Linked DNA regions of Mus musculus: region 1 is linked to region 2. The links are chromatin contacts, found by Hi-C or POLR2A ChIA-PET in ENCODE. All regions are on one chromosome and are shown on one strand. Each heading gives the region's core, a stretch centred on a gene start or an enhancer-like site at or near the end of the contact. The rest is flanking DNA. Distances are from core to core; before and after follow the strand shown. Region 1 holds the start of Adap1 (ArfGAP with dual PH domains 1). Region 2 holds the start of Sun1 (Sad1 and UNC84 domain containing 1).

Region 1 (4,317 bases), core at 265-2,764, 120 kb before region 2:
GCATAGGTGGCACTCCATGCTTGTTATTTGAGCACTCAAGAGACGGTGGCAGGATTGCTGCAAGTCTGAGACTGACTGGATTACTAGAGACCTGGGACACAACTACTACCATTAGTCTATTTTTGTCTTGATTCTGTATTTTTGTTGCTTGTTTGTTTGTTTGTTTTTAAAGACTGGGTCTCGTATAGTCCAGGTTGTTCTCCTCATACTAGATGTGTAGCTGAGGATGGCCTTGAACAGCGGATCCTCCTGCCTCGACCTCCTGGGCACTGAGAGTAGAGGCATCCGTCAGTACTCCTAGGTTCTGTGGTGCCGAGGACACAATACGCAGCTCGGTGAATGCTGGGTAAGCTCTCTATCCATTGAACCACTTCCCCAGCCCCCAGCAGTCTGCATTTTGCTTCATTCTCCAAGCTCCTGCTGTGTGCCAGGTCTGGAGCCAGGCTCCAGTAGGCTTCAGGAGAAAAACATTAGATCCGTTAAACAACAAGCCTACAGCGCCACCGGCCTCAAGACCTCCAAAATGTGCATTGGGGCAGGTTGCATGTTCTGTCTCCTGATCCCAAAACAAGTTCTGCAATGGCATGACAGCCAGGTCAGGAGGGACAGATGCCCCTGGCAAGACAACAGCCTCAGCAGAGGGCCACCAGGTGGAGTCGGCCAGGATTGCAAACGTTCATGACATCAAAGTAGACACTCAGAAAGACAATGTGCAGTAAAGCAGCATGACATACGTGGTGGGACAAAACGGACCCTTCCTCCCCAGGAAGCAAGAGAGAGCATAACGAAGAGGCTAGGGTCCCAACAACCTAACTTCCTCCCAGTAGCCCTGACCACACTATAGCATCACCGTGGGGACTGTGCCCTTAACCCAGGGGCCTTTGCGGGGCAGGGAACACTGTGGGGCCAAATCATAGAGCAACCAACACCCTGGCTGTGACATATTAGCAGGAGTAGACTCTCAGGAGGCTTTGGAGATGGCTTTCATTTCTCAGTTGGGTGTGGCCATTGGCTTCTAAATGGCTACTATTGCGTTTATAATGGAGAAAATGGAATTTGAAAAGAAATGCTAGGGCCAGTTAAAGAAGCAGACACCCGGCTCTGGGAGGGAGCGGGCCAGAGATCAGGAAGGGTGTGGCCAGTTCTTGTCCTATCTCTTGGAGATGAGACTATAGACTTGGACACGTGTGAGGGTGGAGCCCTTCGATCCTTTTAGTACTGGAATTTGTCATTCATAGGTAGGGCTAGCCTGAGCTGCCCGCGACCTCAGCTTCAACCCAACAGGCACGCTTGCGTGTTGGGTGGCCCATCCTTCCGCAGCGCGGGTTCCCTGCGACCCCGCCCCAGGTGGACCCGTTGAGGCCGGGCTCTCCAAGAGGCCGCTCCCTGTCCGCGCCGCTGGGGGCCGCCCGCGGGCCGCGCCGTCCCGGGCGCGCCGTGCGTTACTCCCCGGTCCCCGCGCGCGCAGCTCCGCTCAGGGCGGCCCCGCGCGGCGACACGATCGGGGCCGGCGCGCGGGCTGAGCGGTGGCGATGGCGCAAGGCGGGCGGCGGGCGCGCGGCGCGGGGCCCTAGCGGGGCGGGCGTGCTCGGGACGGCGCGGTGGCCGCGCAGCCATGGCCGGGGAGCGGCGCCGGGCGCTGCTGGAGCTACTGACGCGGCCGGGGAACACGCGCTGCGCTGACTGCGGAGCCCCGGGTAGGTGCGGGACGGGCGGAGGCGCGGGGTGCGGCCGGGTGGACAGGACTGCGTGGGGGGCGCGGGGGATGGGGACGCGCCACGCGCTGGGTCCTGGCTGGGTTGGGGCGCGGCCCGGGTGCACCTGCCGGCGTCAGGGACTGGCAGTGGTGAGGCGCAGCATCCGGAGGGCACCTCGCGGGCTCCGTGCGACCTGTGCCGCCGACTCCCCTCCCCCGCCGGGCTGCGTGTCACGCTGTCACCCGCAGCCGCCTCCCCTCCCCAGCCTTGCGAAACCTTGGCGTCTCGGGGTATTAAAAAAAAAGAGGAAATCAGCAGGGGCGGTTGGCTTGCAAGGAAAGCGGCCAGTGAGCCCAGGGTGTCTGCCAGGGAGTATGGGGTCCACCTGGTTCCCAGCTACCTGGAGATGACGTCATGGCATCCCTGCCTGGGGCCACCGTCTTGTACAGACTCAAGGCTGGGGGAGGATGCAGAGCCTTGGGTGGCCCTGTGAGGACATTCTGGCCATGTGCCTTTGGCTCTCTCTACCTAGCTTCTCTGGGATCAGGACAGTCGGGGACAGGTGGGAGTCATAGACGCATATGTCAGACATCTTCCAGACTTTGTCCCTTGGTTGCTCCAGGTTTGGAAGGATTTGTAGGGGCCAGAACACAGGGGCTCAGGATTGGCTATGGAAAAAGGGCCGGGTTCTCTGACCAGCTGGCAGGCTCTGAGAGCTGGCCCTCCCAGGCCGATCCTATCTGGGTATGCAGGTGGGGACAGGGCATTTCAGGGATATCAGGGGGCCCTAGCATGAACCCCTCAGAACATACCAGGAATCAATTCCTTGGGGACTTAACTCTATCTCCCTGAGATGCAGGCGGAAAGCCTGCAGTCTGTAAATAGGACCTCCTTCCCATCTCTCCCCCACATCCCCGCCTCTGGGCTGAAGAGTGCCAGCCTGAGGCTGAGAATCTGCTAGCCAATAGTAAGTGCATGCCACCCCAGGGGCCCTGGTGTCCCTGGGAGGAGACATTGACCAAGCTTCAGTGGGAAGTAGGCAAGATGAAGTAGCCCTTTCCTGGTCTCTTGGGGCACCGCAGGGCCCTGACGGTGGTGCAGCGGGGTGGTGCCTCCCTGGTGCTATGTGGTACTGCTGCCAGCTGGCCTGGCTCAGTGGACTCTCCCCACCTCCCTCTCTCAGACCTGCCTTTCAACTTGTTTAGGAAAGCTGGCTATGCTGGAGTCCCCTGTAAGGAGGGCTGATGGGTTGCCCAGCTTCCAAGCCTGACTTGTGGGGGGGGGGCAGCAAACCCCACGAGAGAAGCTGGCCTAACCTCGTATTCCTTGGCCACCCAGCCAGAACAGCTTTTACTTTCCCTAGACCTCCTGGCCTGAGCAGGAGGAAGAAGGGGCTTCCAGAAGGCTCAATAGGAACCACCCTACACCATTCACCTATGTAATGTCCTAGCAGCCCTTTAGCCAGTCCCAGGCCACTGGCTGCCGCAGCTACTGCCCTCTTGGGGCCCAGCCCTTGCTGGCTGTAAGCCAAGCTGCCCATTTTCAGACTTGCCTTATAATAACAGCTTGTTTCTCCCCCTCCCCCACCTGCGAGGCAGATTAAGTATGAGGCTTGTTTCCATTTTATGAGCAGGGAAACTGAGGCCTCAACAGCTTGAACTCACTTGGGTGTCCACAGGCTGCCTGGGTTTCCTGATGCCCACTCGGGGCCCACACGCACTGTCTATACAAACCTCCCATTTTTGCCTAGCTCCTGGGCTCAGCCACAACGCCTGCCTCGTGACTCCGATGGCAGGTCCGCACAGGCCCCCGGTGCTTAGTAGGTAATTGGGTCTTCCTGTGTTCTGTGATGCTGTTCTGGAGTCTCCTGTCTTGTGGTGGCCTTGTTGAGGTGGGGAGACATGTGTGTTCCATGTGGTCCTCTGGATTGGCTCATGGGTGTTCTTGACCACTCCAGGGGGATCAAGGGTACCTTGGGGAATAATGACATCTTCTTAGACAGCAGAACATCATGGCAAGCCCAGGTCACCTCTGACCATCAAGGCTCCAGGGCAGCCTTGAGCAGTCTCACCCGGCTGTGGGAAAGCACCCAGTGAGCCTCACCCCAGTCTGTATCTTGACGTTGGGGTCCATCCATCACCCACCACAGATATTTTCTCACCCCAGGTATAGTGGGCTATTGACAGGGAGGACCCTTTTCCTGAAGACTCCATTGGAGTCTTTGTCCTGTCAAGGGCTGTGTATAACTCACCCTCAGCTATTGTGGGGTGCTGACAGGGCTTAGCTCATTCTCTTTCAAGACTCCATTGGTATCCCTGTCCTGCCAAAGGCTGTAGGAGAGGGAGGGTGTGTTGTGCGTCTCCCAAGCTGTCCGTGAAGGTGGCAGGTTCTCTCTGCAAGCATCTGGCCATTGGATGGCCTGGACGACTTTAGAATCACTCGTTCTTGCTTAGATGCTGGTGAAACCTGCACTCTCAGGAGCCCTGACCTGCAGCTCTGGAGGGCTAAGGGAGAGGAAGGAAGTGCTTGCTTCTAATTAGGCCCAGAGCTGCCGCTTGACACTGCCCCTGGGCTGCCGATCCAAGCTTCTTGAGGTCCCAGACAAAGGGAATGAACCTAG
Region 2 (4,165 bases), core at 642-3,141:
AGTAATAGAGTAGGGGCACATGCTACACAGCACGGATGAGCCTTAAATGAGTTAACTAGAACAGGCGCACACACAGGCTGTAAGCAGAAGCTAACGGACAGGGAGGAGGAAAGCGGGTGGGCTCTGGCTTTACCTTTAAGGTGGTGAAAAGCCGTGGAACTAGATAATGGTGATAGTTGCATAACGCTGTATACAGTTAAAAGGGGAGTCACCCACCCACCCACGCATGCACGCACGCAAGCACACACAGCAGCTGGCTTTCACATTCATCCCCTTTCTGCTCTCTCCCAGGAAAAACAAAGGGTAAATAAATAAACTGAGGCCGCCAACCTTCGGGAAATAAAAAGTACCTCTCCAAATCTCTGGCCCAACTCTCCAGTGAGGACATGGGACCACACACCTGTGACCCCAGCACTGGGGAGCTGGAAGCACAGCACCCAGATTGCAACTAAGAGCCTGCTGGAGCTACCAAAGACCTACCCCCAACAAAAACCTAACGACCAAAAAGGTAGGGCAGACGATCCTATCAGACCCTCTGGTGACTAGAGCATAGACTCATGCCCAGTCCCCACAGCCTGGGTAGAGTTCTCCACAGCCTGCACGCTATAAAAGTGCCGGCCTGAGCCGGGCAGTGGTGGCACACGCCTTCAATCCCAGCACTTGGGTTCAGAGGCAGGTGGATCTCTGGGTGTTCCAGGATCACCAGAGCTGTATAGAGAAACCCTGTCTCGAAAAAGCAAAGAGTTCAAGACTGGCCTGGCCGAGGAAACCAAAAGAGAGAAGAACCAGAAATTACTGCAACTCTGCTCAAGAACATACCCAGGGCTGGACCCACAGGGCTGTGCACACCTGTGATCTAATCCTAGGTACGTGGAAGCAAGAGGGTTAGGAACTCAAGATCATCTTCTACTATATAGTCAATTCTAGGCGGGCCTGGGCTATCTGAGGACCTGTTTCAAGATGCCAGCTTAGTTGCACACATCCCTTTTACCCCAGCACTTAGGAAGCAGACACAGTCTGGATCTTTGTGAGACCAGCCTGGTCTACACAGCCGAGACAGTCAGAAGTACGTAAATGAGACCCTGTCTCCTGACACAAACAAAGGACCGAAAAGGAACATGAGGTTGGGACGCAGAAAGAAAAAAGAAAAGACCTTAGGAGAGATCTAAAATGTATGAACAGTCAGGTTAAAATTCGACACCGGTGCAATGGACGGAATGGTAAAATCTAATTAGTATTTGGTCCAGGAGGCGCGAAGCGCACACCGCAGGACTACACTTCACTCTACACAGCGGGGAGCACCAAAGTTCGCCGGGCTGACTGCATCGGGTCCCCCCGGCTGCATCCAAAAAAGCTCCAGCGGGCCAGCTTTGGTACCGTCCTGCGTGCCGGGCTGGGGGCGAAGGCAACTAACACGGGATAACAAGCTGGTGGCAGGGTGTGCAGGCCAGGGACTCGCTACCGGGCCCGCGCCCATCGCCGCACCTACAACACCTGTGCCCCAGAAGGGAGCGCCCCGGGGATGGCGCCTGCGTGGGTGCGCCTCGACGGGTGGCAGGAGACCCCGGAACCCAACACGCAGGGGTCCGGGGCGAAGGGGAACCAGAGTGCCCGGGCACACGAGACAACTGGACTCAGGGCGCCGGGGCGCGCGCGGCCTGGCAACGCGAAGGGCGTCACGCGCGTCGTGGCCAGTTGGCGGTTCCCACTTGGGGCCATCCCTGCAACCTACATCCCGGCCCGCCCTGAGACAGTCCCTAGTACCCGAGAGGAGTCCGCAGCGCCCACCCGCCTACTCGTCCCCTACAGCCCGCTGGCCGCAGCTCACCTGCCTCGCGCCGCCGCCTCAGGCCTCGTCCGCACCGCCCAGGCCCGGGACCGAAGACTCCCCACATCTACAGCCAATCGCGCGCCGCGCCGGGATCGGAGGCGGGAGCGACGCGAACGTCCGTCAATCCCAAGCGCGCCTGCTGAAGCTCCAGGCCAATGGGGAGGCCGCTGACCCGCCACGGCCCTGCGGGGGGCGGGGAAAGGGCGGGACGTGTGGCGTCAGTGGGCGGAGCGGGCGCGCTGGGACTTGAGGGGCCGCACCTAGGGAGGCTGCTCCTCTCCGGTGGCGTTAGAATTAGGATTCTGTGCAGAGGCGCACGCGCGCGCTGAGTTCCAGGCAGGGCTTCAGTGGGCCCAGAAGATCCGACTCCTGCTGAAGGAGCAGTGGGCTCCCAAACACATCCTCTTCTCAGTTGTCCCCGCGTAGCGTTTGCAGGAAACCTCCGACGCCCTGCCCTGCCCTGCCCTGCGGGCTGGAAGCCAGAGCCTTTTCTCCTGGGGACTCCACCCACCAGGCCCTCTCTCACTTGCGCAGTTTTGCAAAACCTTGAATTGCATTTGTTTTGTTTATAGGCAGGGTTTTATTCTGTAACCTTGACTGCCCTAAAACTCTACTGTAGACCAGACTGGCGTTGAACTCGCAGAGATAAGCCAGCCTCTGCGAAGCAGGACTTACAGGCGTGTGCCACCACGCCCCTCTTGGTTTTTCCTTTTTTAACTGTCTCACTGTGGCCTAGAATTCACGACATAGCCCTGACTGACCTCCAGTTTGCCACAATCCTCCTGCTTTATCCTCCCAAGCACTGAGATTACTACCATATGCCACAGGCAGCTGGCTAGCTTTCACTCTTTTCTAAAAGTGTGTTTGTGTGTATGTCTGTTTAAGTGGATGATGAATGTGTGTGTGTGTGTGTGTGTGTGTGTGTGTGTGTGTGTGCCTACAAAGGTCTCAAATGCCCCAGAGCTGCCAAAAGGGGATGCTGGCAACCAAACTACAGTCCCCGAATGACCAGCAAGTGCTCTTAATGGCTGAGCCATCCTTCCAGACCTTGGCTTTTACATTTTAAAAAAATTAATTAATTTTTTTTTTTTTTTTTTTTAGAGAGGGTCTCCATGTAGTCCTGGCTGCCCTGGAACTTGCTATGTAGCTCTGCCTGCCTCCACTGGGACCAGTAGCACTTACCACCATGCCTGGCTGGTTTTACACTTTTTAGAAAGGGTCTGGAGCTGGGAAGATGGATTAGTTAGTAAAATGTTTGCACTGTAAGCGTAAAGACCTGAATTCAATCTCAGAATACGAATTTAAAAAAACCAAAAGCCTAGTGCTGTATGTTTGTCATCTCAGTGCTGGAAAGCAGAGACTGGAATCCCTGGAGCTTGCTGGCCACCAAACTAACTTAACTTGATGGGAACCAACCCAATGAGAGATCCTGTCTCAGAAAACAAGGTGGATGGTGGTTCCTAAGGAAAGACACTAGTGAAGGCACATGCATGTGCACACATCTACACACAGACAGGGTCTGTTGCCATTGATGGCTTGGGATGCCTCTCTTTCCAGCCCAGTGCTGGGATTACAGGCATGTGCCCACATAGCCTGCTGCTGCAGCTTGTGATAGTCACTCAGGATGCACACACTCACCTCCTTATATGGCAAGCGTTTGACAATATGTTGATTTTTTCCACTGGCAAGTTGAGAGACTTTTCTGTAATAAATGTTAGAGGCTTTCGAGCCACATGGATATTTGTGGCAAACATTGAAGTCCACTATTAGTCAAGTGGGTGGATTTGGCAGGGCAGCTGGCTGGCTCCGCAGGCCAGAGAGCCCATTGTTTGCTGAAGCCTGGGCCAGCTGCTGGACATTTGGATTTTGTCAGTTAGAACTGTTGTGATTAAAGCTTTCTGTGCATTCAGAGGTAGATGTCTTTGTGGATATTTAGCGGTTTTGTCTTTTTTAATTTGACTTGTTTTTTTTTTTTAATTTTATGTGTATAAGTGTTTGTTTGCATTGTGTATGTGTGTGCCTGGTGTCCACACAGGTCAGAAGAAGTATCGGATCCCCAGAGCTTGAGTTACATATGGCTGTGAGCGATTTTGTGGGTGCTGGGAACACAACGTGGATCCTCTGAAAGAGCAATAAATGCTTTTAACTGATAAGCAGTCTCTTCAGCCCAGGTTTTGTTTTGTTTTATTTTGTTTTGTTTTAAGATGGAGTCTATGTAGCTCTAGCTGTCCTGGAATTTACTATGTAGACTATTCTGGCCTTGAACTTAGAGATTCACTTGTCTCTGCCAGAGATGGAGGAAGCCCATCTTCCTAGGTATTTATAAGAGTTATA

The links. Hi-C counts contacts between places; a loop is a spot of excess contacts on that map. ChIA-PET counts read pairs that join two places held with the same protein, here RNA polymerase II (POLR2A).
Region 1: a loop to region 2 is called in a map of left cerebral cortex, with 2.6 times the contacts of the local background. The contact joins the promoter of Adap1 here to the promoter of Sun1 in region 2. A Hi-C loop is called at or near these places in 1 of 37 maps with a recorded cell type or tissue (left cerebral cortex). POLR2A ChIA-PET finds 5 or more read pairs at or near these places in 2 of 5 experiments (Patski and embryonic stem cell).

The regions. Positions count from the first base shown.
Region 1 is chr5:139,322,661-139,326,977 of GRCm38, reverse strand. Adap1 (ArfGAP with dual PH domains 1) reads left to right here and starts at 1,514. Exons shown (of 11, transcript NM_172723.4): 1 at 1,514-1,697. The coding sequence starts at 1,616.
Region 2 is chr5:139,198,363-139,202,527 of GRCm38, reverse strand. Sun1 (Sad1 and UNC84 domain containing 1) reads right to left here and starts at 1,891. Exons shown (of 23, transcript NM_024451.2): 1 at 1,829-1,891.